2 separate regions of the Homo sapiens genome follow, and region 2 is linked to region 1. A link is an interaction called in ENCODE POLR2A ChIA-PET data of the cell type or tissue named here. Cell type or tissue: K562. All regions are shown on one strand.

What was found. ChIA-PET counts read pairs that join two places held together with the same protein. Peaks named below come from ENCODE experiments on the same cell type or tissue, not always from the same donor. Only the 100,000 strongest peaks of a DNase experiment are listed, where the experiment ranks them.
Region 2: POLR2A ChIA-PET joins it to region 1 with 5 read pairs; 2 of 35 experiments call an interaction of 5 or more read pairs at or near these places.

Annotation. Positions count from the first base shown.
Region 1 is chr12:69,819,634-69,822,133 of GRCh38, forward strand. It overlaps RAB3IP (RAB3A interacting protein), which reads left to right. Exons shown (of 11, transcript NM_022456.5): 11 at 1-2,500. Among named protein-coding and RNA genes, the nearest start is that of MYRFL, 4.3 kb to the right of the region's middle. In K562, no CTCF peak of the experiment used is centred here; no DNase peak of the experiment used is centred here.
Region 2 is chr12:69,609,997-69,612,496 of GRCh38, forward strand. LRRC10 (leucine rich repeat containing 10) reads right to left here and starts at 911. Exons shown (of 1, transcript NM_201550.4): 1 at 1-911. The coding sequence starts at 842. The coding sequence ends at 9. In K562, no CTCF peak of the experiment used is centred here; a DNase peak (open chromatin) is centred at 1,015.

The DNA of each region.
Region 1 (2,500 bases):
AGAACCAGCATGCTGATTATGTTCAGGAGAGTGTTTCTACGCTGAATTTAATTGCCAAGATTACCAATTCTAAAGAAGAGGAGGACTCTTGGACAAGTTTTTAGAAGTTGGTTTGGAGCTGGGGTGAGAGCCTGGCCTAATGGAGACAGCTCTGGATTGGGAGTCACTTAGACCTACATTCTGGTCTAGGTTTGGCTCCCAAAAACTGGGAAGGTTAGTTAGGTGGCCACTCCTCTCTCTTCATGGTCTCTCTCAGCTTGAAGACAATTTACAGTCTTTGACTAAGCATCCACACTGGAAGAACAAGATTTGGTTTCTGAACATTGGGTCTTAGTCCTTAAAATAACTTGCAACCTGTTACGTCTTCACTTACTCCCATCGCCACCACAAGAATCCTGTGTGTTTTTGTTTTGTGCATCCAGTCTAAAACGGGTCTGCTTTTATTCATAGGCTTTTGTTTTCAGTGGTTTTTGTTGTTGCATTTTTCCCTAGATAAAATGTTTTTTCTATAAGACACTGCTTAAAAGAGTCCAATGCAGTATGAATTTGTATTTGTGTTTAACTTTTGTGCTTAACAGATCTGCCATGGCTGAACTCTCAGTTGCTTAAGCAAAATTCTGGGGCTTATTCTAGGTTCCTTTATTTGTCATTGTCACTCCCATTCCAGTTATCAGCAAATTCCATCAGCTGTCTCCGAGACATCTTAAATCTGTCTACCTCCCTCCATGTCCACTGCTACCACTCTGCCCAAGCTATTATCATCTTTCACCTGAACTCCTGCACTAATGTCTGCTGTCCTTGCATCCACTCCTGCCCTCCTACAATCACTGACGGCAGCCGCAGGGATCTTTATAAAACGAAAATCAGATAATGTCACTTCCCTGCTTAAAGCCCTTTGAGTGGCTTCCCATTGCACTTAGAAAAAAAAAAAAAAAAAAAAACTGGCCAGGTGCGATGGCTCATGCCTGTAATCCCAGCACTTTGGGAGGCCGAGGCGGGCGGATCCCCTGAGGTTGGTAGTTCGAGACCTGCTTGGCCAACATGGAGAAACCCTGTCTCTACTAAAAACACAAAATTAGTCAGGTGTGATGGCGCATGCCTGTAATCCCAGCTACTTGGGAGGCTGAGTCAGGAGAAACGCTCGAACCCAGGAGGCAGAGGTTGTGGTGAGTTGACATCACGCCATTGCACTCCAGCCTGGGCAACAAGAGTGAAACTCCGTCTGAAAAAAAAAAAAAAAAACCCAAACTCAATAGAAAATCAAGTTTTCATAGTGGTAGTTGTTAACAGAGAAATAACAATGAAAGCTTTAAAAAACTCCATGAAAATTTGCAAAACTTAAAAAAAAAATGTAGAAGAGGACTAAACTTGATAAAATATTAAAAGAATTGAAACCCTTCCTAAAGGCAGCTTCTCAAGGGAGCACAAGTTCACACACAGTTTACTTTTGGAGGAACGTCTGAGGTCATGAGGACTAGATTCTAGAGCTACAGGTCTCAGGGACAGTCTCGAGGGATACAGGGCCCCCATCACCACATCCCCAGATTTAACCGCAGCAGCTCAGCTTTTATCTGTATCTGTTGGAGCTCTCTAGGAAATGTCAATACCAAAGCAAACCCAAATCACAACTAGATTAGATTACTATTCAAGAGAATGATTCTCTACCGAAACTCTGCAAAATGGGGATATCAAGAGAGTTGGAAAATGTAAGACGTAAAGACCATAATCAGGAAAATACGCATCATATTTGTTATTCACTGAGAGGGAGGAATTTCCACTTAAATCCTATTTCCAGCAGCTGGATTGTGCTCTCAGTGGAGTGCTCTGGATTCTGATTAATAGAGATTTTCTAGTCCTCCCAGCAACTTCCTTCTCAATTCTCTTCACTTTCCGCAGATCTCGGCACCAGGGTTGCATCTTGTGGGCTCCATTGTGTTTTCACACAATGTGCTATTTGTCCTTCACAGTGTTTTGGTTTATTTTTCTGTTTGTCCATCTTGTTTTTGAACAATTGCCAGCATTTAAAAATGAGGAAATCTAAAATCTGCATTTCAAGCTGCTCTTTTTTAAAATGTGCCGTTTCGACAACACTGAGCCCACAGTCTTGAATGACAACACTTGGGTGGAGCTGAGTGACTCCACCTGTCGGGTGGCTACACCCTTGCTCAGGGTATGCACTCCATGGTTTGCTCTATGGCCCACCATCCTGGATTGTCTCCCTGACACCAAGGCTAAGGGACCCACTTTACTCACTTATCTGCTGGGCCTTGGAAGTATTTCAGTTCGGAACCCCAATTCTAACCTTAGCTTCTCAGGCCATTAAATGAAATCTCATTTCTATGATGCTTCCTGTCACATCACTGTGCTGCTGAGAACATGAAGTCTGTGGGTGAATTGGTGGACGGGATCCAGAATCATTACTTGGCAGTGGATTATAGTGTGATGACTCATTTCCGGTGGTCTCCAGGAGACTTGGCTGGGAGCTTCTCTTGGAGTCTAG
Region 2 (2,500 bases), 210 kb before region 1:
GAAGCTCCTCAGGAGTTGGTAGGAGGAAGTAGAGGGACTGGTGCCTGTAGCTCCTGGCTTTCCTCTCTGACCAACGCATAGCGCCTGGCTTTTCTAGGGTCGGGCTCTGGCGTCTCCTCTGCCCATCTCCCCACACGGCGCACACCTTTGGCCACCTTGGGTGCGTTCCTGCAAGGATTGTGGTCATAGATGACCAGCTTCAGACTTGACAGGTGCGCCAGGCTGGGGAAGTAACGGATGCTGTTCCAGTCCACATCAATCACCTCCAGGAAGGGCATGTGAAGCAGCACAGTGGGAAAGTCAGTTAGCCGGTTGCCCGAGAGCCAGATGGTCCTCAGCTCCTGGAGGCGCCGGAGCTGGCCTGGCAGCAAACGCAGGGCGTTGGAGCCGGCATGCAGAGTCTTAAGGAGACTCAGCTCACAGACCACATCCGGCAGCTGGGTGAGGCAGTTGGCCTCGATCCACAGGGTCCTGAGGTTCTGGAGCAGGCTCAGCTCACTGGGGAGGTCGCAGAGTTTGTTGTTGCCCAGGTAGAGGATGCAGAGCTGTTTCAAGGTGCACACCACCTGGGGCAGAGCCTTGAAGTTGTTGAAATCCAAGGCCAGAATCTGCAGGTTCTGTAGCTGCCCCAGCTCCGGAGGCAGGCTATTGAGGTGGTTGTCGCTCAGGTAGAGCTTGACCAGCTCCCTGAAGGAGCACACGTGCAGGGGGAAGCGGCGTAACTGGCTCCCACTCAGATCCACCATCTTGTCCAGCGGCATCTCACGGAGGTCCCTGACCACATAGTTCTGGCAACGGTCAGCAGGGATGAAGGCCACGAGGGCCCTGATGGTGTTCCCCATGCGGAGGCTGGGGGCATGGCGAGCCCCAGAGGACAGACTCACTGAGCGGGGCTGGCTCAGCTGACTGCTCTGGGGCCTATCCTACCCTCCCATTATAACTTGGGGATTGCATGACAAAAGCCAGTCACTTTGACAGAGAAAAGTGCTCCTGATAGCAACTTGAGTGTCCGGCGACAGCGCAACAGTCCGGCAGGGGCTGGGAGGCCATGTCTGACTCACATGCTTGCCTTTAATCACCTAAGCCCCAATCCCCTTTATCAACCTTTTTTCATTTCAAGCTGAAAATAGCTTTGCTGTTTTTTTCCCTAATGATAAAATATTAACACATTACATAAAGGTGTAAAAGAAGAAAATGAAAAACACCCATAGTTCTATTACCCAGAGATAAATACTGTACACATTTGCATGTGTCCTCTAGTCTTTTCGCTATAAGTAATCATTTGTTTTTTAAAATTGCACTTTAGGAGCTTTTTTTTTTTTTTTTTTTGACAGGGTCTCATTCTGTCACACAGGCGGGAGTGCAGTGGTGCAATCTTGGCTCACTACAGCTTCTACCTCCCTGGCTCCAGCAATCCTCACACCTCAGCCTCCTGAGTAGCTGGGACTACAGGTGCACACCACCGTGCCCAGCTAATTTTTGTATTTTTTGTAGAGATGAGGTTTCGCCATGTTGCCCAGGCTGGTCTTGAACTCCTGGGCTCAAGAGATCTGCCCGCCCTGGCCTCTCAAAATGCTGGGATTACAGGCGTGAGCCATGGTACTTGACCAGGAACCTTATTTTTTAATCATGACGTATCATGGACATATTTTCATGTTTGCAGATATCTATGCAATTATTTTAAACCCCTGCATAGTATTCCATTACATGGATGTGCAGTAATTTAAACAGTTTTCTGTGGTTAGGCATCTAGGTTGTTTACAAAGCATGACTATTATAAACATCCATGTGCATACAGATGTGAGCAGCAATCCACTCATTTCTTTAGAAACCGTCCTTAGAAGTGTTGCTGGAGCAGGCCAGGTGTGGTGGCTCACGCCTGTAATCCCAGCACTTTGGGAGGCCAAGGTGAGCCAATCACTTAAGCCCAGGAGTTTGAGGTCAGCTTAGGCTACATGGTAAAACCCCATCTCTACTAAAAAAAACAAAAATTAGCTGGGTGTGGTGGCACACACCTATAATCCCAAGTACTTGGGAGGCTGAGGCAGGAGAATGGCGTGAACCCAGGAGGCGGAGCTTGCAGTGAGCCGAGATTGCGCTACTGCACTCCAGCCTGGGCGACAGAGCAAGACTCCATCTCAAAAAAAAAAAAAAAAAAAGTGTTGCTGGATCATAGATATGCATCATTTACAGGTTTTTCATTGATGGCTCCTCTGTACCCCACCAAATCTGAGCCAGTACACACACCCACCAGCAATGGTTACAGGTTTCTAATTTCTCATGTCTTCATTCTTATCAGATGATATCTTTCCACAGTTTAAAAACTTGCCTTTGACAAAAGATAAGTAGAAAAGCAGAAGAAAGAGAAGCAAGCTAGCCTTCTGCATGTTAAATAAATTCGGATGTATTCCTACAGTGCACCTTTGTCAGGTATGTTTGACCACCCATTAAAGGTTTGTGTTTCCCTTCCACAGTGTCCAGTTGTTCCAGACAAGCAGCT